Regions from separate parts of the Mus musculus genome. Here regions 2 and 3 are each linked to region 1. A link is a loop called in an ENCODE intact Hi-C map of the cell type or tissue named here. Cell type or tissue: left cerebral cortex. All regions are shown on one strand.

Region 1 (8,000 bases):
AGAAACATCCGTGGTCACCTTTTTCTTTTCTTTTCTTTTCTTTTCTTTTCCGAGACAGGGTTTCTCTGTGTAGTCCTGGTTATCCTGGAACTCTGTAGACCAGGCTGGCTTCGAACTCAGAAATCCGCCTGCCTCTGCCTCCCTAGTGCTGGGATTAAAGGCATGCGCCACCACGCCCGGCTCCGTGGTCTCTTAATTCCCTAGAGTTTGAGTATAAAATTTTTTTAAAAGATTTATTTTATGTTTGTGAGTACATTGTAGCTGTACAGATGGTTGTGAGCCTTCATGTGGTGTAGGACCTCTGCTCGCTCTGGTCAGCCCCACTCGCTCCGGTCAGCTCCTCTCACTTTGGTAAACTCCCCTCGCTCAGTCCCTGCTTGCTCTGACCCAAAGATTTATTTATTATTATACATAAGTGCACGGTAGCTGACTTCAGACGCACCAGAACAGGGCGTTAGATCTCATTACGGGTGTGGTTGCTGGGGTTTGAACTCAGAACCTTCGGAAGAGCAGTCAGTGCTCTTAACCACTGAGCCATCTTGCCAGCCCTAGTATTAGATTTTGCCTTGGCAAAATTATCAGAAAGGGTACCAGTGCTGGCAACTAGCCAAGCCCACCTCTGGGCAGCAAGGGGTGGAAGATTTTGTCTTGTAACCTGATGTTTGTCTCCTTATGGTTGGTACTAATACCCAGCAAGTGTAACCCAAGAACCTGTCGTCCTGGCTGGCAGCCAGGGATGAGGAGCAAGGGGACCTGTTCTGACCTTGTTCCTGTGCATGCCCACGTGTACAACCCCAGCTCAGCATTTTCCACCTTGCCAGTCCCCTGGGTGAGGCCCTCACCTCTGGCTGAGGTCTTATGCCCCTTTTTTCTGAGAATTCTCAGACCATCAAATGCTCCCCAAGGAAACTTTATGTTTTCTTAGGAAGTTTTACAGTTGAGGCTGGGAGTCCAGCTTGGTTGGCAGAGTACTCACACAGCAGACGTGAAGTGCCATGTCGTGTGTCCCCCCCACCCCCCAGACAGGGTTTCTCTGTGTAGCCCTGGCTGTCCTGGAACTCACTCTGTAGACTAGGCTGGCTTCGAACTCAGAAATCCGCCTGCCTCTGCCTCCCCAGTGTTGGGATTAAAGGCGTGTGCCACCACCGCCTGGCAAGCGCCATGTTTTGCTCCCCAGCTCCTCAGGACTCTCTCTACTGGGCATGGCTCAGAGTACTTTATAAACCTAGCACTTGGGGGTAGAGGCGAGAGGATGGGATTGAACATCACCCTTTGCTACATAGCTGGTTTGAGTCCCGCCTGGGCTAGAGATCTTGTCTAACAACTACAGAACATTTAAAGAAACTTTAAAAAAATTTTCCTACTGGAGGTAGGCTAGGGGACCTGAAATGGCATGTGACAGAAGCTCATGTGACACTCCAGCGCTTCTAGCCCCTGCCCAACTTTTTCTCAGATACTTAAAAAAATTTTTTGTGTGTGTGTCCGTGTGTACCAGGATATGACTTGTAGCCCTGGGTGGCTTCGAACTCAGAACGCTGGCGTGGGCCCACAGTTAGCTGCTTTCGATCCTTCCTCCTCCTAGCTAACTGCTGACTGTGGTAGCTTTCTCCAGCTCTGCCCACAGATGGTCCCAGCAGGGCGGGCTGCCAATCAGTGCCCCGGAGCAGCTGCCTGGTGTCCCTAAGGGCTTCACCCTTCTTGTACAAAACAGCTCCCTTGGAGAATCTGATGATAGGTGTGGATAATTTTTCCTAGGAAGAGTCACCCCTAGTTGTGGAGGAACACCCATTACGAAGTCCAGGCTGAGCCTCAGTGCAGGCAAACATCGACCTGAGGCTGAGGGAGAAAAGCGAAGCTCAGCGTGGGTGCATTAGCACCACAGTGGGGCGCGGGTGGGGATGGGTGATGCTGCCTGCTGCCTCCCTGTTCCCCTGCCAGGCAGGAGGCGGTAAGTTGTTCTGTTCCCTGACACGCGTGGGCCTGCGCTAGAGCCACCAGTTTTATTCCTGTTACAGGGGTGTGGAAATATGTCGCCGAGGGCTGTGTGAAGACAGTCTCCAGCTGGGCTTCAGGCAAAGCCCTCAGCAGAAGTCTGTGCCCTAGATGCTGCTGCCTAGAGTCCTTCCCCTCAACCTGCTGTGCAGTGGGCTGGGGCGGAGCGGCAAAAGCAGCTCTTGTTGCACTTTGTTCTCTAAACAACTCCAGCCTAAATGGCTCTCTGCTCCCTTCGGTGGAACAAGGTGTGCTTGATGCAAGGAAGTGGGTCCTTTCAGATAGGGGCTTGACCTGGGCCATGGCAAGGCCCGAGGTTACTAATCCCACAAAATCTGGTCACAGAAACCATTTAGGATGTCGAGCTTAAGGGGGCTGGTGATTTCGGAAACCACAAGGCTGCAGTTCTCGGATAGCGGATCTGTCACACCCCTTCAGTAGTGACATGGGCCCACCGCCGGCTCCCTTGGCCTAACATCGGGGTATACGGAGGGACTACGAGCCGCCTCCATCTTCCTCTGTAGGACTCCGTGGCTGCCAGTGGACCTGCCTCCCGAGTCCCCACAGTGGGGTGCCTCAAACTACTGGGTCTTAAGAGCGCAAGAAGGGGGCGGAGCTAATGGGACTGCGTTCACAACGGCTAACGGGTAAACCGAGGCAGTAAAGGCCCAGGCCATTTCTGAAGGTCCGCGCCGGAAGAGCCTTGCGTGTCGATCGCAGGCTGAACTCGTCTCCTCCCGAGATCTGCGATTCGGTCCCCGCCGTCGTCCCTTCTCCACGAGCGGCAGAGGAGGTTGGCTCCGGGAGGCGGGAGAGCGCGGGCTGTGAAAGCGATGTGGGGGCAGACAAAGGCGGGGGGACGGCGAGCAAGGGAAAGACAAAGCACAGAGGGGGGTCGGCGGCGGCTTCTCCCGGAGGCGGCCCCGGGCGCGCGGAGCCAATGGGCGGGCGCGGGGCGGGGGCCGGCGGGGGCGGCGCCGCGGTGAGGCGGCGGCTGCCGCTCGGGGACCACTGGCAGCGGCGGCAGCTCGCGCCCGCGCCACTTGCACCCGAGGCGGTCCCGCAGCGACCGACCCCCGCCCCGCGGCGCAGGCCGGGCCCGGTGAGACCCACGGCGGCCGGGGGGAGGGGCGCGGAGCGTTGCGGGGCCGACGCCGCCTGGCGGTTCGCGCGTTGCGCTCGCGGGGATCCCGAGGCTCGCGTCGGTCCCGTAGGGCCGGCTCGTGGTGGGGTGGGGTTTCGGGGTCTGGGGTCCCGAAGAGCGGGCGCGGGAGGCAGCGCAGCCTGGCCAGGCAGGAGGTCGGGCCCAGCACTGTCTAGGGGCTGGACGTCTAAGCCCGGTGAGGGGGCGCGCGGGTCTGGCGGTACCCTGCCCAGACCTCTGCTGACCTCCCTTCATCCCAGGCGGGGTCTCTGCCTGTGCTTCCCACAGGCAAAGACCGTGGAGCCCCTGTCCCCGGCCACTCTCGCTAACTTTGTTCTGTCTCCACATATGTTTCCACTCAGGGACCCCCTAACCCTTGGGGGCTGTATGAGGGGCGGGTAGGCTGTTGGGGGTGGGTGAGGGGCGGAAGTGGCAAGACCCAGAGCAACAGGAAATGACTTAGGGAAAGTCCCAACCGCAGCCCCCCAACCCCCTGCCTAAAAACACCCCAGCCTGCAGAGTGGGGGAGGGCTCATGGGGCCCCACTGACTGACTTCCCCTTGCAGAACCCTCTTGGCTCGGCATCTCCTCCAGGGCCACCAAGCACCTCTGAAGAGCCATGTTCCAAGCTGCCGGAGCCGCCCAGGCCACCCCCTCTCATGTAGGTGTCCAGCCAGGTGGGGAGGAGTCAAGGGGACAAGAGCAGCTTGTTTGCTTGGCACCTTGTGCCACCTCGAGTGCCCCTGGGATGTGGGCTGGGCCACCGGAGAGCTGACCCCTCTGACTCTTCCTCTTCCCCCAGGAAGCCAAAGGCAGCAGTGGCAGCAGCACGGTACAGCGGTCTAAGGTAGGGTCCTAAGGGTGGGTGTGGGCAGAGGAAAGGGTCGGCGCTAACCCGGCTTCTTGCTAAGTGTACTCTGCTCCTACTCCACAGTCCTTTAGCTTGCGGGCTCAGGTGAAGGAGACCTGTGCAGCCTGCCAGAAGACTGTGTACCCGATGGAGCGGCTGGTGGCAGACAAGCTCATTTTCCACAACTCTTGTTTCTGTTGCAAACACTGCCACACCAAACTCAGGTGCGCTCCTGCCCTGTCCCGGCCTGCCCACCTACTTGCCCACCCTTACCCTACCTTCCCGCCCTGCCCCAGACTGACCCAGATGTTCTCTGCTTCCACAGCCTGGGCAGTTATGCTGCAATGCACGGTGAATTTTACTGCAGACCTCACTTTCAGCAGCTGTTTAAGAGTAAAGGCAACTACGATGAAGGGTTTGGTCGTAAACAGCACAAGGAGCTCTGGGCCCACAAGGAGGTGGACTCAGGCACCAAGACGGCCTGAGACCCCTTTAACACCCATTCCCTCCCAGCACATGGCCTCCCGCTGGGCAGTGGAAAGGAGATTAACCCGGGGGCGCGGGGTGGGAGAGGATGAGGCTCCCTCACACAGGTTTCAGGCATAAGGCTCTGCTCCAGGATTCCTTACTTTTCCCATGGGAGGTTGGCGTTGGGAACCAGAATTGGAATTTTCACCATACTGTGTCCTTTAGTCCACCTCATCTCACCCCACGGCTCCCTGGGAGGCCCACAAGCCCAGCTTCCCTACTTAGGTGCCTTTTCTCCAGCAAGGAGTCAGCATGCCCTCCTCAGGGTCCCAAGCTCCCTCACTGCCACCTGGGCCTTGTGTACCCCCTTGTCTCCCCATCTACCTCTGCCCCTTAGCCTGGTAATGAGCCACAGAGACTGGAAGAGGGAGAGTGCCATCTACTGGGCCTCATAGATGCCACCTCGCTGAGGGGGGAGGGCTGGGGAAGAGGCAAGACAGCCTGCAGCCTTCAGGGTCTGGGGGTCCCTTGCACCACAAAGCTAAAGCTCTTGCTAGAGCCTCAGCTGACAGGGTCGGCAGTAGCTATGCTCCTCCATCTGTTGTGCTGTTCTGTTGTGATCAACCCTCTTTTAAAAACATTTAAACAGCTCTTGACTCTCTTGTGTGGCCTGATGGGGATGCTTTGTGGCAGGCATGCAGCAGACTCCTCATAGCGAGGGGAATGGAGGACAGCCCACAATACTCCTGGCCTTAAAGGGGCTGGTGGTCTGTGCCACCTTGGGGTGTTAAGCTGTCAAACCTGAAATCCCACTGTGTATCCTCGTCCCAGAGTAGCCAGGCACACTGGCTTGCAACCACACAAATGTTTTGGGTTTTTGAGACAGGGTCTCACTGTAGCTCTGATTGGCCTAGAACACAGAGATCTGCCTGCCTCTGCTTCCAAAGTGCTGGGATTAAAAAGGCCTGTGTCATCCATGCCTGGCTTCGGTTCTTCAGAGGTTAATTCACTACACTTGAGTACAGAAGAGAACCTTTCTGACTTGGCCAAGACCTTAGTGTCTGCCTTTCTGCTAGCTGATTCCAGCTGTCCAATTTCCTCCTAGTCCTTTACCCTAGAAATCTGCAAAGAATGGTAGGAATCCATAGCCTATCAAGTGCTGCCAGTACAACGTCTTCCACCTTCTCTCCTCATGACTGTCATCTTCCTGGAGCCTCTTGTATGAAGTGGGATGTCACAGCTACTGTGCCAGGACCTCCAGGGGCAAACTTTGCGCTCCTCAGAGTTCATGCACACTGAGGGACGACATCACACAGCAGAAGCACAAGGCAAGTGTGAAGATGCTCCCTCAGTGGAAGTCTGAGTTGTCTCGCCCCAAGCCCTATTTTCCTGGCTTCTGCAAACTGCCTATGGGACAGATGAATCGGTAAGCAAGAGGTCAAAGGCTGCTAGGCAGCCCGGCCTCTGGTCTTGCTAATGGGTGAATCACTGTAGACTTCCTTCAGGTGGGCATCTGGGAAGCAGGCACGACAAAGCCTTGGATTTATGGGACAAGGATGGTCTCTTGCTGCAGTAAAGAAACAGTGGCTGGGCTGGACGTGGCAGCACATGCTTTTAATACCAGCACTCAGGAGGCAGAGGCAGGTGGGTCTCTGTGCATTCAAGATCAGCCTGTTCTATGTAGTGAGTTCCAGGACAGCAGAGCTACATAGTGAGACCTTGCCTCTGACTGATGTTCTGTAAGGGACCAAGGGAAACCCCTCGGCCAGGAAGACTACAAAATGCCATGAATGGTCCTAGGAACTCAGCTATTGATGGATTCGGCTCAGATGGACAACCAGTGCTGTCCCAGTGACGCGCTGGGATAAAAGGGAAGGAGAGGGGCCACCTTGGCCAAGTTATCACAGGCTGCTTTTGGCAGCCATTTCAAGTTCTATTTAAGAGGCCTCAACTTGGGTGTTAGGCATTGTACCCAACCCATCCCTGTAAAAATTCCCACCACCACCTTTAACCGAAAGCATGGTCACAGGACCCTTCTGATATAAATGATCCCTTTTATTGTAAGTAATGCACTGGCCTGGCTTTGCACTGCAAGCCCTCAGTCAAGATATAGTCAATAACTATGGCTGCAGGTTCTTCTGCACATTCCACAATTCAGACACAGAGCTGGGCAAGTGGGAGGGAGGGGAAGGAGGGTGGCAGCGTGCACCTGACCCAGGCTTGGCCCTTCCATGTGGGGTTGGTGAAGGCAGATAAACCCCATGGAATGAAGAACAAATGAAGGTGGTGTAGCATCTTTGCACAGCAGGCCAAGGGCTGCTAGGAAACCTTCCTTCATAACCTTTGGGCCCAGGCCACCCTGGAGGCCCACAACTTGTCATTTGGATTTGTTAATAAGAAAAAAATAAATTAACAGCTTGGTCCTGAGGCTGCTGAACCAGCATGTCCACAGTTTTTGGCACAAAAAAAGGTGTCTCCCCCCCACCCCCCCTTTGGAGTGCAGAATTTGTTGGTTTACTTTTAAGTTCATTTTAGAAACATTGCCTATGAGGTAATACACTCCCCCCCCCCCCCCATGGGGATATGGGGGGAGCTCCGTGAGAGCCTGAACCTGTGACAAGCAGAGTTGTCTCATCTAACATCTTGTCACCCCACCAATCTCTATCTCCTTTGGGTTCGGGGTGTGGATAGGGATAGGCTAAAGGGTGCTATATAGCCATCAGGATGGGGTCATGGAGAGGCCCAGCTGCCTTTTGGCAGCTTTGGTCTAGAAGAGGGGCCAGTCCCTACTTTGGGCAAAGGCTGAGGTGGAAGCAGGACTTTGCTCACTGGCTTCAGAGCAGTTAGAGAGTGGCCTGACAGACCCCCAAGGGAAAGGAAATAAAACAGAGGGGCCCAGGCCCAATTGGCACCGTGCAACACACATATCTGCAAAACCAGCTGCTTTCAATTTCTGTTCTCTCTTCAGGAGTCCATCACCGGTAACAGTCTAGAATTGATATATATATATAAAACCATCAAATATGGATCTGAGATATAAATTAACAAGTACAAGGCCTCACATTACATGATGTGAAAAGGCTAAAAACAGCGATAGAAACTACATTCATAAAAGTGCATCGTCAACATACAACGAAGGCTTTGGCTTGTTCTGTGCCCATGGGGAAGTGGGCATGGCTGGCAAAGAGCTGCCTGGCACTAATCCCCAGCTCCCTGGAGATGCCCATCCCTGGGCACTGGCTTCTTTTTTTTTTTTTTCCTTTCCTTTAATGATAACTCCCAAAAATTTGGGAGTTAGGAGGGAGGAGCTCTAGAAATAGGCACATTTGGAGGGGAAGAAAGGGGCTGGAAGAAAGGACCAGCACCCAGGCTGAGGTAAATATGGCCAACTCTAAGCTGCTTGGAGATAACTCTTTCCCTAGCCCCTACTGGCATCCTCCTTTGTGGGAGGAACAAGAAGGGAATGAGGTTGATGACAAGTGGACAGGTCGGGCTGAGGAACACAGCTGGTGGCTTTGGACACGGTTGTGGCAGCTCAAGGACTTT
Region 2 (8,000 bases), 75 kb before region 1:
CAAGAGACAGCTACATCTGGGTCTTTTCGATAAAATCTTGCTAGTGTATGCAATGGTGTCAGCGTTTGGAAGCTGATTATGGGGTGGATCCCTGGATATGGCAGTCTCTAGATAAAACTTCTTTTGTTGTTGTTGTTGTTTCGGTTTTTTGTTTTTTTGAGACAGGGTTTTTCTGTGTAGCCCTGGTTGTCCTGGAACTCACTCTGTAGACCAGGCTGGCCTCGAACTCAGAAATCCGCCTGCCTCTGCCTCCCAAGTGCTGGGATTAAAGGCGCGAGCCACCACCACCCGGCCAGACCCAGTTTTTAAGAGAGCCTAAGAAAACCTGTTTAAAATAGGAACTTGTAGCTGCTGATACATTGGTCATGGATATAACTAGACTGCTGTTTAGTCAACTGATCATAATGAAACCAAGACAAAAGGTTGGTTACTCACAGGATAATCCCAGCCTAGCTTTCCCATATTTAGAGGGAATTCCCTCAAAAGCAATCATGTTTTCTGAATCAAGAGAGATTGAGAACAAGATATACTTACTGGGGTACATACAACAATCTCTGCCCCTTCCTGAAGGGCCTTGGCCTGCTCCCACATGCTCCCTCCTCCATACACGGCCACTGATCGAAGATTATACGCTTTCCCAAACCGCTTACACTCTGCGTGGATCTAAAAAGTTGTTAATATTTTAAAAACTACTCAAAACACAGTCCTTAGAACACAGTATATACCACTATAGAAAATCAAAATGTAGCTGTACTTAGTGGCACAGGCTTATAGTTTAACTAGGTGATAAAAGCAGAAAGATAGCAAGTTTGAGTCTAACCTGGGTAACTTAAGACACAATCTCAAAAACAAAAACTAGGAAGATACAAACAGAAGAGGGCTGGGCATATAGCTCAAAGGCTGTGTTCAATTCCTATTACTGAAAACACACACACACACACAAACAGCCACCAAAACAAGAACAACCATTTAAAAATGAAAAAGGAAAAACCTAGAACATGCTTAAAATCGAAATTCTTTTGTTTCTTTTCATTTCTGTTTTTTTGTTTTGAGGCCGAATCTCTCTATATATTACTGTCTGGCCTGGAGCTTGCTATGTAGACCAGGCTGGCCTCAAAGTCAGAAAATTCTCCTGCCTCAGCCTCCCAAGTGCTGGGATTAAATAAATCTCCTACTACATCCAGCTTAATCATAAAACAAGGCTATGGTCTTCATTTGCATCATTCATCTTCTTGATCCAGTCTATTTACCAAGAAAATTAAATTCACTATACAGAAAACATTGTGAGCTTATAATATAAACAATTCCCATAATACCCACACCCCTTTGTGACTTTAAAAAAAAAAAAAAGCTACCCTTATTACGGAAATATGTTCACATTTCTCAAAACTTCACAGGGAAGATAATAATGTGAATATGCTTAATGTCAGCCACTGAACTAGATACTTAAAATGGGTTAGTTAAGATGGCCAATTTTATATGTAGTTTTATCATATTTAAAACAAGAGTTGGAGGAGGTTGGGGAGATGGTTCAGTGGGTTAAACACTTGCCACGCAAGTGTAAGAAATGACATTCAGACTTCTAGAGTCCACATAAAAGCTAGTGGGACTGGTGCCCTGCCAATGACCCCAGGAGTACCCAGGAGGTGGAGAGAGAATATGTGGAACAGCCCGCTCAAGCCAAAGTAGCAGTACTAGCTCACCAAATGGGAAGATAAATCCTGGAAGACACTCCAAAGTCAGCCTCCGACTTCTCTTATAGAACCACATGTATGCGTGTGCCAAGCAACAATAACTAAACTTCACAGATCATTCTGCTCACTGTCCCTTGCTAGTCCAAAAGTAGAAAGGGGCCTTTTATACAAAGCACATACCTGTTGACAAAGCTCCCTAGTAGGACACACAATAACTGCAATTGGTCCATCACCTGGTTCCAATTCCTTCTGATCCATTATATGAATCAACATGGGCCAAATAAAGGCTGCAGTTTTCCCACTGCCTGTTTTAGCAATACCAATCATGTCTCTCCCACTTAGTGCTACAGGTACACCCTAGAGAAGAAGAAAGGAAAGGTATATTCACTCAATTCTAAAGATGAACTAACGTCTTGGGGAAAATTACTACAAATGACATTCATTTCCAATGGAACAAAAATATTCTGGGCCATGAACATTAGCTGAATCCTGACATTCCCATGAGCCTGATTTAAAGGAAATATTACCTTCATGAAGGCATCATTTATAAAAAAAAATCATGACTCCCATTTGTATTGATATATCAAAATAAAGACTTGATGTATAAAGGGAGTTATTAAAAATTTTGTACAGGGCTTCTAATGTTCTCTCCTGGAAAATAAATAGGCCACTTCATTTATATGTAGGAATTTCTCTTTCTGTTTTTGTAAAGGAATACATAAATTCCACATTTGAATGGCAAACAGAAGCTATCCGTCACAGCAATAAATGAAAAACTTTCATGTCATTTACAAAGGGATTCTAGTCATTGAAAGCACAAAGTATATCCATGGACAAATCTTTTCTGTGAGGTTTAGAAAAGAAAGTATCTCCTTCACAACACATTTTCAATGGATTCAGCAGGTACAAAAAACCTTTTCCAAAGGTCTCCTTTCGCTCCCATCTTTAGAAGTTCCAGAGCTTTCCATCCCCACCCACCATGCTGTACGCACCTGACACTGTATTGGGGTCGGCTGTGTGTACTCAGATTTCCTAATCTGGTGCATAAGTTGTTCATCAAACCCAAAATGAGCAAAGCTACTTCCTGGTCTGGGAGGTGCAGCACCAGAGACCTAGAGACAAAGACAATTCCCAGGAAGACCGGTACTTTCACTTAAACAGCATTTACAGTTCAACAGTGCACACTCAGACCAAGCACTTTAGCTAGAATAAAGAGTGAAAAGCAGGTGTGTAAGCAAAAACACCAAAAAGGGTCAAACCCTGAACACGATGGCCTCATGCAAAGGAAACCATGGTAAGAATTCCTGAATAATCCCACCACCAATTTTAAATGATTAAGTACACAGAACTACCTCAAAATTAATTTTCTTATGAGAAATGGAAACAAATTATTCAACTAACTGAAAAAGTCATCAACATTCTTTTTACCAAGTTGAATAAACATTAACTGGGATGACAGAAAAATTAAGATTCAGTGTAAGGTAAATTAAAACTGCAAATAAAATGAAAACACATCTATCGCTACTGTTTATAAAGATGCAACCTACTGATTTCTCAAGAGTTAACCATTCTCTTAGTGATGGCCTAGCCACCATCAAGCCTCCTCGTTTCAACTGGGTCCCAGTAAAGAAAGAGAACTACTGATTTCCGTTTTGTCTATATAGTAGTAGTAACTTTTTATTGCTTCTTTTAGAGTGGTCGTAATTTCCAACGAGGATTTTATTTATTTATTTATTTTTAAAGATTTATTTATTATATGTAAGTACACTGTAGCTGTCCTCAGACTCTCCAGAAGAGGGCGCCAGATCTCATTACGGATGGTTGTCAGCCACCATGTGGTTGCTGGGATTTGAACTTGGGACCTTTGGAAGAGCAGTCGGAGCTCTTAACCACTGAGCCATCTCTCCAGTCCGGATTTTATTTATATATATATGTGTGTGTGTGTGTGTGTGTGTGTGTATAAAATATATAATATATAATAAAAATATATATAATTGAAGACCTTTCTTTGGGGAAGAAGGTACTATTAACTTCTTAGAAACTTCATCGGGAGTGTAAACATGTATTTGTGCATACATATACACACATACATACTATGATATCTTTGAAAATTCAAGATTTTAAATATTATATAGCAACTAATAAAGCAGAAATAAACCAGTCATTCACACTAGAGCAAACCAACATATCCTCTCTGCTATTTGACCTTAACATATTAAAAACATTTTAAGTAACATGGCAAATGGGCAACTCAATTTGTTGGTGGCAATTTAAAGTGTTATTGTAAAATTAGTGCGTGAATGTTTTTAAAAGTCAGTGATTTATTTGAATATTTTTAAAGTAGACTTTGTGTGTGTGTGTGTCCCCGTTCAGAGCAGGTCTAAGCCCTCTGAGCCTGAGTACAGCTACCTGTGGGATGCCTCGCTTATGTGCAAATAGCTGAACCTCAGTTCTCATGACTAAGCAGCAAGCACCAAGCCAACTCTCCAGCCTTCTCATTTACTATTTTAAAAAAACACATCATATAAAACTTGAAGAAAATATAATTTCAAAATATTCCAACAGCTCATGGTTTGTTCACATCTATTATTAATTCTACTTCCTGCCTCTGAAGATGTGTTTCCTATTTTTTTATTCTTAGTCCACCTAACTCAGTACAAAGTTGACTGAATGTGCAAAACAAGATATAGGGCTGATGAGAAGACTCAGCAGGTGAAGGCACTTGTCATCAAGCCTGACAATGAGGTCTATTCCCAGGAATCACATGCTGGAAGGAGAACCAACTTCTGCAAGGTGACATCTGAAAGCAACCCCCCAATATCCACACACATATGTGCACACACAGTATTTTTAAAAGATGAAAAGTTAAAACCAAAATAATCTTTCTGAAATAGCATCTTTAGGGCTAAATCAATCAAATCCAAGACACACAAACCCTAGGGCTGTAATTATTATTCTCCCTAGTAAATAAATCTAGGCTTACTATCTGGATGAGCGGTAATTCTAAACTTGTACAAACACTGATGTAAGGATTCTTGCGTAATGGTTCTTACCCGAAGGTTGAGCTTATGTCGCAGGTCTATCAACTGCTGTGGAGTGAGGTTGGTTATCTCCTCATGTTCATTGTAAAAATTTTTTTCAAATGGTGGATAGTCAATCTGCAGGTCCAATTATTCAAAGTTAGTCTAGAATTCAAGAGTCAATCCTGTAAGTTTGATTTAATGTAAGATAACTTTTTACAAATATTATAAAAACAAAGGCATTCTTTCTAGAAAGATAATGAATTCATTTATTTCTGACACACTCTTAAAAAAGTACAGCCTATATTTTTTCCAACTCCAACTTTCTTCTTTTTGTTTGTTTTTTTGTTTGTTTGAGACAGGGTTTCTCTGTGTAGCCCTGGCTGTCCTGGAACTCACTCTGTAGACCAGGCTGGCCTCGAACTCAGAAATCTGACTGCCTCTGCCTGCCAAGTGCTGGGATTAAAGGTGTACGCCACCACACCCGGCTTGAACTCCTACTTTCAAAACAGACACCAATTTACTTTCCACAGACATCTCAGACTTTAATAACATGCAGCAGAATAAAGAATGGCTGTAGTGCTAAAGGTCTCAGAGGACAAATTTTTAAAAAGAAATTATTTTACAAATATCATTAATGCTTAGGATTAAGTTGTTCATCCAGGTCCAAGCATTTAAAAACATTATCAGTATTTCCTTTAGAGATAGGTTTGTCTTGAGAAGGAATTCTAATTTTTTTTTTTAAAGCATGGAATTAGGGCTAGAGAAATGGCTCTTGCAGAGGATCCAACTTCAGTTTCCAGCATTTACCCTCAGTGGCTTTTAACTCTAGAGATAGCAGATCTCTTCTGTCCTTTGGACTCTGCACTCATGTGCACATATCATCCCCACCACATACACACATCATTAAAAAATATAAAACTCTTTTTATTCTATGTAGGTGTCTGTGAGAGTGCATGCCCCATATGTGCAGATGGCTGGGGAAGCTACAACAGGACATCACACTCCTTGGAACTAGGTTTATGCATGAGCCGCCTGGTATGGGTGTGGGTGCTATGACCTACACTCAGGTCCTCTGAAGAGCAGCAGGCCGCTCTTAGCCACAGAATAACTTCAGCAGTTCCAAAAATAAAGTCTGTAAAGCTCTAAAATTGCCCACGAAACTTATTAAAATGAACGGCCAAGCCTATTTTGGCTGATTTGTTTTGATTGTTTTTTTTTTTTTTTTGAGAGTATCTTAATATGCAGTCCAGGCTGACCTTGATAGTGCTGGAACTCGACATGCACCACATACAGTTTTATGAAATGCTGGGGATTAAACAACAGGCCTTGTGAATGGTAGGCAAGTTACTCTTCTGACTGAGTTAAATCTTCAGGCCCAAATTTTCTTCTTATAGTACACAACCATTTACAGTAAGCCTTTTTGGTTTTGAAATAGTCTCATTTAGTAAACAAAGCTAAGCTGCAAACCACTATGCAGTTTAGGCTAACCTCAAACTCTTGGCTATCCTCCTGCCTCTGTCTCATAAGTGTTGAGACTACAGTGAGCTAGTTTATATATTATGAACGCCTCATGGAATTTCTGATCCAACCACTTAGCAGAAATAAAGATTCCAAACTATGAAACTGTATCAGTTAGAAACAAAGCAAAAAATGTAATACCTCCGAATGATCAATGGGAGGAAGGGGATCGATAATTTTTTTGGAAGGTGCAATTGGATTTCCATCACTGTCATACTCCAAATTGTCCTCTTCTTCCTCCTGAACCACCCCAGCAGTTGGGTTCTCTGCCATGTATCGAAAATAAGCTTCCTGCAGGAAAGCACAAGAGCACAATCAAACCTAAGTACAGTTAAGAACATTTATACATTTGCAATCAGTGCACATGCAGTGCACACACAGTGAACCATAAGATTATATAATTTAAACAAATACCTATCAAATAAGGAAAGACTTTCACTAACATAGCAATGATTTCTTTTACAATAGCAATACTCAAAATCAATGAGCAAGACAATATTACACAATGATCTGATTTATTTAACAGAAGCCTTCCTGTTTGTGGGGACATCTTACTACCCTGCCCAGAGCTGAGGAAGACATGCTTTGGCTTTATACCAATCCAAGTTTGGAAGTTAACACTGATTAGAAAGATCACAAACCTGGAAGTCTATAGTCCTCACCATCCCACACTAGACAAGGCAAAAAGAAGTACTAATGGATAGTTACTAATGTTTCAACTACAATGTAAGAGTCACAAACAATTACTGGAAAGAGGCAAAAAAAAAAAAAAAAAACCAGTAAGAGGCCCCACACAACTCATATTACTGGCTTATCACAGTAAACTTAAAATTTGGATTAAAAAAAAAACCTGAATAAGGTTCTTTTTTTAAAAAAAAATGTCAGTTGATCAAAAATCCCACGTGCATCATGGGGGAAGGGAATCTGGAGATAGTATTAATTGGTCACACAGATAGAAAAGGAGTAAGTCATTCAGTGAAGGCAAGCTCTGACCTGTCCCCAGTATAGACTTTGTGGAGTAAAAATAAAAGATAGAAATACTGCATAGAAACTCACTTGGTCATCTTCCTCTTCAATGTCATCTCGAATACCCCTGGAAAAACAAGCGGAGAAACAAACTTCCCTGCAAATGTTCCACATACCCAGCTCCATACTTACAACAGCTTAGTGTTGAATTCCATACAGTATAGAACTCTCAACACTAACGTTAACAAAGCAACAATAAGTATACTGTACACGATCCACCCATAATATATGTGTGGCTTAACTCTATGAGCTAAAGATTCCCTCTTTTTGCAATGAGATGATATGGTACCCTTAGAAACATCAATTACCAACTGATATGAGAGGTAAAATCTAGCTAGGAAGTGGTGGCCCATTCCTTTAATTCCTCAGAGGAATTAAATAGCACCCCAGAAGCAAATGTAGGTGGATCTCTGAGTTAAGAGACCAGCCTGGTCTATAGAGTTCCAGGTCAGCTAAGGGCTACACACAGAAACAGTGTCTTAGACAGACAGACAGACAGACAGACAGACAGACAAAACAAACAAAAAAAAGTAAAACCTTTCTTGGTGAAGAGAGGTATGGAGGGATACTAAGCTTTGTCAATATATACAACAAACATAACATAGTTGTGTATTACATATTGAAAAGAAAACCCTCCTGGGTTTGGTATACAGTTGAAAGAATATCACAACTTTATTATTCCTGTAACTTCTAGCTCTAGAATAAATTGCTTTTAGTCAAAATCAGTTACCTTGGGGAT
Region 3 (8,000 bases), 66 kb after region 1:
AAATAATCAGTAAAAGCAAAAGAATTACATGAATATAGATCTCATAATACAGGAAAAATTTATTCTTATTCTTCATGGATGAAATGCTATGCCAAGAACTCCAGCTCTTGGACCCATACTGGCTGCTACATATCATTAACTATTTAACAGAAGTGTGAAAGGGACCAAAGCATTCAAGCCTAGTATTACAGTACCCTTAGCTTCTCATATATTCCTCATTTAAAAACCTTCCCCAATAAATAAGGTTAAGCTCTACCAGAGCCACACGTACCTGCCTGTTTGGGTGACCTGTGTCCTTATTCTTCATGGTCTCATATCCAGACAACCGGGTTCGTCGGCTCATCTGGAGGGCCACCAGGTCCTTCATGATCGAGTCTAATGCCTCTTGTTCATCTGCATTTAAAGAGAGCATGTGGGCTTAAGATACTTCAATACAGACCAATAAAGAACTATTTCCACAAATTATACGACTAATATTCCAGGGAGTAAAATGACATACCCTGAGCCAGATGTGGTAGCACATGCCTAAATGCCCACACTTAAGAGGCAGAGGCAGAGGATCACTGTACTCCAAGTATGCAGCCAGGAACTACAGCAAGATTGTTTCAAAAGAACAAGACAGACACTGTAACTACAGTCATTTAATGGTTAAGATAATTAAGGTCAAGCTAAAGCAATCTGAATTTTAAAGTTTTCTCAATAGTCCTCCAGATTTCTAGAAATGCACTGATTGGGTCTGAGGAAATAGTTTATTCAATGCCAGAAGACTTCAACCACGAAAACCCTGAGAAGTTGGAGTAAGGAACAGCATAGCACAATACAGTTGGCTACTGAGTGGGAATATAAATTCAGCAAGCTCATCAGGGCTAGAATTGGTCCCAAACCTAGTCTTCCTTCCTTCCATCCTTCCTTCCTTCCTTCTTTCCTTCATTTTTTTTTTTAAGGCAGGGGCTCACTATGTATGTAGCTCAGGCTAGCCCAGAATATGACATCCTCCTGTCTTAGCAACCTAAGTGCGATTTTTACAGGATTGGTAACTATACCTAGCCAGACTTACTCTTTTTATTTTTTTAAAGTTTTACTTATTTATTATATGTAAGTACAGTGTAACTGTCTTCAGATACTACAGAAAAGAACGTCAGATCTCGTTACAGATGGTTGTGAGCCACCATATGGTTGCTGGGATTTGAACTCATGACCTTCAGAAGAGCAGTCGGTGCTCTTACCCCGCTGAGCCATCTCACCAGCCCTACTCTTAAAGCACTATGTGTACAAGAGGACATCTTAAAGGACCTCAGGTAGCTGCTTTGAACAGTTGTTTTACATGGCTTCTTTAAATATGGTTCTAATTACAAAGTTTACAGGCAGGTTGGCTTCTGATAGGGAGGTCAGAGGGTAGTTCTCCTGGCCAGAGCAATTCATCACCCTCAACTCACTGGCTTTACTGTAATCCCCCTGTCTGGGACACTGTGGAATACTGCGTTCTCACCCTCTGAAGACAAACTGTTCAAAATCCAGAACACAAACCAGCCCAATCTCAAGCTTTAAAATTCTCCCAGAGATCTTTGCCCCTTCAAATAACATTTAAAGGTTGAAAATAAGTGTATCTGTCGATCTGGAAGAGAACATGAGGGTAAACTGTCACACTCCCCAAATGACTCACTTGGGAACTTAGGACACACCTTTTAAAAAAGCAAGTTTAAAAAAAAAATCTCCACCCAAAGAAAGTGCCCATCTTCTGCCCTTTATTCTTGTCCCTTATAATATTAATACTCCAGAGGAAGGAAAACACAGCATGATTCTGGTCTCTTCTCCAACTCCACCTGCCTCTTACCTCTTCCTAGAATACCTCTGAAGAGACATAGGAAAGACATAGAAAAAACATAGAGAAAGATACCTATAGAGATATTTTTGTCTGTTCAGAAAAGTAAAATTAAATTTAAAACCTGCAAGAAAAAAAGGAGTAGTTTCCCATATAATTCTACTTTAAAATATATACAAAAATTATAGGTCCAGAACAGTGAGTGGTCCATGCTCTTTAACCCAAGTACTGAAGAGGCTGAAGCAGGAGGTTCTTAACTTGGACACCAACAGGACAACACAGCAAGACCCTGTCTAGAAGGAAAAAGAAAAAAAATCGAAGGGAAGACGTGTTACACATATAATTCTAGTACTCAAAAAGATTAGAAACTTTCAATAAAATAACAAATGAGGATATAGGCCCTTCGTTGACTATTTTATACTTTTTTTCTAGCAGTTTCTCTATTGGCTCTTTAGAGAAAGAGAATATGATGTAGGAAAAGTAGAGCTATCGAGAATTTGCTTGTTCTATTGTTTTTAATCTAATATCTAATAAACAAACAAAAAAGCCAGTCACGTGGCACACACCCATCACTCAGAAGCAGAGGCAGGTGGATCTTTGTGAGTTCAAGGCCAGCCTGGTCTATATAGTTCTAGGTCATCCAGAGCAACAAAGTAAGACCCTGTCTCAAAAAAAAAAAAAAAAAAAAAGGAAGAAAAAGTTTTTAAGGGCTAGAGAGATGGCTCAGTGTTAAGAACAATGGTTGTTCAGTACCCTCTTCTGGCCTCCTTCAGGAGCAAGTCAAGCAAGAGATGCACAGATATACATGAGAGCAAAACACTGAGGTGGAAACTTCTAGTTTCTTTGGAAAGTCAGTTATATCAAATAATGTTTTGCTGTGGCACACAGGTGAAAGGATGGGTGAGGAACTAAAGGAGAGGTTGAACCCTTAATAAAGTAGGTTGAGAAAAATGTATTCCTACAAAGCACCAATACACATAAAATAAAATTAAGAACAAAACAAAGCCGGGTGTGGTGGCACACGCCTTTAATCCCAGCACTTGGGAGGCAGAGGCAGGCGGATTTCTGAGTTCGTGGCCACCCTGGTCTACAAAGTGAGTTCTAGGACAGCCAGGGCTATACAGATAAACCCTGTCTCCAAAAACAAAAAACAAAAACCAAAACAAAAAACAAACAAACAAAATAGAACAAAACAAAAACAAGAACAAAGGCTGGTGTATACATGTGCAAGGCCCTGGATTTAATCCCTAGCAACACACACACACACACAACACACTCACACTGGCACTCGCACGCATGTATGCACCCTAAAGGATAGTATCTAAACTGGCTTAAATGTGACAAACACATAAATTGCCTTATATTATTAAATATACTACCTATAACAATTCATCAGGATCAATATAAGATAATAAGATTAGTACTAGATGAATGTTGTCTGAGAAGCATCCAGTAAAAAATACTAAGAGCTTACTACATGTATGGAGATTCGGGAGGATTGGGTTTTGGGGGTTTGGGAGGTAATTTTGGTTCACTTTGGAGACAGTGTAGCCCTGAGTGGACTGGAACTTGCTATGTAGACAAGGCTGGCCTCACAAAGGTCCATTTGTCTACATATCCCACGTCCAACATGCATGAAGTTTTTAGTATCAATGTTACCACTGGAAGTATTAAGAATTTCAGTGTTAAGTATTCAGTGGTAGAAAGTATCTCAGTACTTGCCTAGCATGTACAAGGCCCTACTTTCAATGTCTAGGAGAGAGGGGAAGGGAATTAGAATTTGCTATTATAAGGGTTGGTTTATCAGGTTGACAAATTTTTCTTCCAGGAGGCTAACCAATTCTCAGTGTTATTTGGTGTTCCTAGGACTAACAAGATACTAGGAGAATGGTTTGACATTCTTTCCTGAAATCTAGGACAGCTGATATAAGTGTGGCAGAGGTTTTATGAGTTGAAATTTTATGAGGACAAACATAGAACTAGAAGCAGTGACATTTTTCAGTGATGCTTCCAACTACAGACATAGATGAAGACAAGAAGGGAACTGAGTGTCTCTTTTAGGCACTGCTTCCTGGACTGAGATTTTTAACTCAATTAAAATTATCAGCATTCCCTCAGCATGAAATCCCATAAAAGCAATTCTTAAAAACAAGAGCCTTCTTAGAAGACAGCAGTCAAGAATATGAACTTTTAGTCAGAAACATCTGAGGTTAAGGAGTCCCTAAATCATGTGTTTTCCCTAAATCTCAATTTCCTCATTTGCAAAATGAGGTAATAAAGCATCATTTTAAAGAATTACTGAGATAGAGAGACGTGAAGATAGAAGAAAACTTACAAATTACTTTTCATGGTACTTAGTAACACTTTAAAAATGCTAGCTGTTACTGTCATCAATATGAAAAGGTCAGTGGAAAAAGACAGGAAGGGCTATTTAGTCTACCCTAGGGTTTAATTCATTCCTGAATTTTTATTAATGATTAACAACCATTTGCTCAACATTTATCATGCATTATACATTAGAAAGCTTTTTAAAAAGGATTTATTTTATATATTTCAGTGCATGGATACCTGCCTGGTGCCCACAAAGGCAAGAATGACGCACTTGATGGCCTAAACTGGAGTTATAGGTGGTTCTAAGCCAACAGGTGGGTACTGGGAACTGAACCCAAGTCCTTCACAAGAGCAACCAGTGCTCTTAGCTGCTGAGTTATCTCTCTAGTCCTACTTTAAAACATTTAAAAAGCAACCAGGAATGGTAAAGCCCAACTTTTATCCCAGCACTTAGAAGGCAGAGGCAGAAAATCTCTTAGAGGCTAGCCAGATCTAGTAAGCTCCAGGGCAGCTAAAACTACATAGTAAGACCCTTGTCTCATGAAAAGCAAAAAAGAGAAAAATTTAAAAGCTACTTCAGAATGTATAAACTCTTGGGGTAAAAACATAAACAAGCTGGGAGTGGTGGCCCATACCTTTAATCCTAGCAATGGGAGGCAAGGGAAGGGTAAATAAACATTGAGTTTGTGAATCTAGTTTAGTCTCCAGAAACAGTTCTAGGCTAGCCAGGGCTACACAGTTAAGACCTTGTCTCAAAAACAAATAAATTAATTTCTGAAAATAATAAATATACAAATACAATGTAATTTTAAAAAGTAGAAGTAGGTTGAAGAGACAGGGATAGTGACACACACCTGTAATCCCAGCTCTTAGGAGGCTTAAGGCAATAGTATCACAAGTATGAGACCAGCCTGGGCTATATAGTGAGACCCTGTCTCAAAATAAATAAATAAACACACATAGAGACACACAGACACACAGACACAGACACACACACACACAATTAAACCAGGTATGATGGCACATGCCTCTAAATTCAGCTTTAGGGAGTCTGAAGCAGGAAAATCCCATCAAGTTCAAGGCCTAGTCTCACAAAAACAAAGTAAACTGGTTTGGACAATATACAAACCATCATACTTAAATAAAAATGTATGAAAATATTTTTAAGAGGTGAGTAGCAAGAACTGTATATAGATGGTTTTATATAATCATTAACAGAATAAATAGTAATTAACAGAATAAAGATTCTTTCAGAAGAGCAAGCTATTTCAGCCATAGAAGAAAAAAAGTAAAGAATTTATCAAATTCTATCAAATTTTATCAAATAAGGGATAAAAAAGAAATAAAGAAAATCAGATCTTGATCAATATGCTACCAGTAAAGCATAAAAACATAAAAAGGAAGAAAATACTTGAAATTTAAAAATTAGGGTCATTTGTTGTGGCATGTCTACAATCCTAGCTTGAGAGGTAAAAACAGCAGAAGTTTAAGGATATTCTTAGCTATATGGAGAGATCCAGGCCAGCTACAAATAAATGAGAATGTGTTTCAGACAGACAGACAGACAAACAAACATGGGGTTGGAGATGCTAATTGGGTGAAGGTCCTTGCTGCCAAGACTGACCACTTGAGTTGGATCTCTAGGAACCACAGAAAGGAAGGTGAGAGTTAACTTTCAGAAGCTGTTCTCTAACCCTCTACATACATGCCACCATGGCCTAGGTATCCTGCCCCCACCCCACCCCACAAAAACACACACACAAAATGAGTAAATACATGTTATTTATAAAGAAATTTAGTAACCTAGGAAGGGTATGATGTGTATTCACAGAAAACAAGAAACCTGTGAACCAAGGATGAGAGAGGTCGGCCGTACAATAGAAGCACAGGTTGGCAAGAGGGCTTAGCAGGGAAAAGTGCTTTGCCATCAAGCATGACAAACTGAGTTTGATTCCTGAAACCCACATGGTGGTAGGCAAGAAGTGACCCCTATACAAACAATACTTTGAGCTACACACACACACACACACACACACACACACACACACACACACTGTGGCATACATGAGCATGTACCTGGTGCACACAGAAAAAGAGAGGGGGAGGGGAGGGAAACAGAGGCTCCTAAGAAACCATAAGAAAGCAGGTACCTCGTACTTGTACTTCTTCTCTTATTTCTGACTTATGGTGTGGAGCCATACACCCTCCTCCTTCCTAGCTCCAGTAGGAAGTTACTTTTCCACATTGAACTTTATCTGAAGGGTTTTTAAGGGAAGTCCCTTTTATGAGTTTTCTTGGTTAACCCAGAAGTTACAGGAAGCACCATGTCTTATAATAAACATTGTCATCCTACAGACAAACAATCTCTTTTCCACATTTACAAATCCCCAAAGTAATATTTTGTTGGTCGCAGTTTTTTAAGACAAGGTGGCCCTGGCTGTCCTGGAACTTGCTATTCAGACCAGGTTTACCACCTGCCTTTCTCCCAAGTGCTGGAATTAAAGGAGTGCTCTGCCACACCCAGTCTAAAGTAATTTCAATTTTTGTTTTCACTTAAGTAATGATGTTATTTCTTCATCTTGCCAAGGCTCTGTCTTAGCTCTGCCAGGTCATCTGATCATACTGTTCAACTCAAGAGTCTGTGCTCCAGAGTCCCTGAGTCAGATTTTACTTTCTCTTCATGACATTTCATGTATTTCCACTGCCTCTACGCTGACCATATTCAGACAAAAAAAAAATTTTCCATTATATTTTTATTGATTGTTTGGGAATCTGACAGCATGCACCCCACCACACTTACTTCCCAGTCCTCCCAGGTCTGGCCTCCTCACTGGCAAAAATAATTTACAGTAAGTATGCACAACCAAACCCCATCTTCGATCCAAAAAAATTTCTTCTTCAAGAACAAGGGTGAGGGACTCAGCCTTTAAAATCTCTTGCCATGCAAGCCTAATGCTTAGATCCACTGTGGAAGAAAAGAAGTGACTCACAAAAGCTGTCCTTTAACCTCCACATGTTGGTGCACACACACACACTCTTGCACACACACTCACACAGATAGACACACTTTTAAAAAAACATGGTTCAGCCAAGCACAGTGCATACCAGTTCATGGGCAAGTTTAGTTTGAGCCAAGTGTAGGCCACATGAGACCCAGTTTAAAAAAAAAACAACAACAACAACAGACAATGGTTGAAGCCAAGAGTGGCGACTCACATATGTAACCCTACCAACTAGGAAGCAGAGGCAGGCAGATCTCTGTGAATTCCAAGCTACGCTGCTCTACATAGTGAGCTGTAGGCCAGCCAGCTACAGGTTAAGACTGTCTCAACTCTTCTTCAAAATTTTAAAGATAATGAAAACTTTTAAAAGTACAGTATTTAATTTTTTTATTTAAAAGTTAAATATAGCCGGGCGTGGTGGCGCACACCTTTAATCCCAGCACTTGGGAGGCAGAGGCAGGCGGATTTCTGAGTTCGAGGCCAGCCTGGTCTACAGAGTGAGTTCCAGGATAGCCAGGGCTATACAGAGAAACCCTGTCTCAAAAAACCAAAAAGTTAAATGTGTATTGTTCTATTACTAGGAGATATAACAATCTACCAAAGTTAATGGCTCAAATGCATATTACAAAGTAAAGCACTGCTTGCTAGTAAGAATCAATAGAATCACCACTTTACACCCTTTGTGTGTATGCATCTGCAGGTCTTGTGCATGTGCCTCTCTAAGTCAAAGGTTGATATCAGGCATCTTCCTGTACATCTCTCCAAACTTTGGGGAACAGGATCTCTCACTCATGTAGGATGGCTGGCCAGCAGGCACCAGGAATCCTCCTGAAGACCTGCCCAGG

What was found. Peaks named below come from ENCODE experiments on the same cell type or tissue, not always from the same donor. Only the 100,000 strongest peaks of a DNase experiment are listed, where the experiment ranks them.
Region 2: it touches region 1 in a loop (2.8-fold over the local background); 4 of 42 quality-filtered maps call a loop at or near these places.
Region 3: it touches region 1 in a loop (2.1-fold over the local background); 5 of 42 quality-filtered maps call a loop at or near these places.

Annotation. Positions count from the first base shown.
Region 1 is chr11:106,155,145-106,163,144 of GRCm38, reverse strand. It overlaps Map3k3 (mitogen-activated protein kinase kinase kinase 3), which reads right to left. Exons shown (of 16, transcript NM_011947.4): 16 at 6,489-8,000. It overlaps Limd2 (LIM domain containing 2), which reads left to right and starts at 2,969. Exons shown (of 5, transcript NM_172397.4): 1 at 2,969-3,094; 2 at 3,703-3,797; 3 at 3,939-3,983; 4 at 4,071-4,210; 5 at 4,312-6,891. The coding sequence starts at 3,756. The coding sequence ends at 4,471. It overlaps Gm10840, which reads right to left and starts at 3,757. Exons shown (of 2, transcript XM_030246469.1): 1 at 3,687-3,757; 2 at 1,986-3,385. The coding sequence starts at 3,757. The coding sequence ends at 2,584. It overlaps Strada (STE20-related kinase adaptor alpha), which reads left to right. Exons shown (of 13, transcript NM_001252448.1): 13 at 1-171. In left cerebral cortex, CTCF peaks have their summits at 3,193 and 4,897 (motif pointing left); DNase peaks (open chromatin) are centred at 4,888, 5,786, 6,534, 7,609 and 6 more places; H3K4me3 peaks cover 3,018 bases; H3K27ac peaks cover 6,025 bases.
Region 2 is chr11:106,229,658-106,237,657 of GRCm38, reverse strand. It overlaps Ddx42 (DEAD box helicase 42), which reads right to left. Exons shown (of 18, transcript NM_028074.4): 5 at 7,292-7,328; 6 at 6,377-6,526; 7 at 4,748-4,852; 8 at 2,687-2,806; 9 at 1,875-2,051; 10 at 535-663. Among named protein-coding and RNA genes, the nearest start is that of Ddx42, 17 kb to the right of the region's middle. In left cerebral cortex, a CTCF peak has its summit at 3,480 (motif pointing right); no DNase peak of the experiment used is centred here.
Region 3 is chr11:106,089,384-106,097,383 of GRCm38, reverse strand. Map3k3 (mitogen-activated protein kinase kinase kinase 3) reads right to left here. Exons shown (of 16, transcript NM_011947.4): 2 at 272-393. Among named protein-coding and RNA genes, the nearest start is that of Map3k3, 8.8 kb to the right of the region's middle. In left cerebral cortex, no CTCF peak of the experiment used is centred here; no DNase peak of the experiment used is centred here.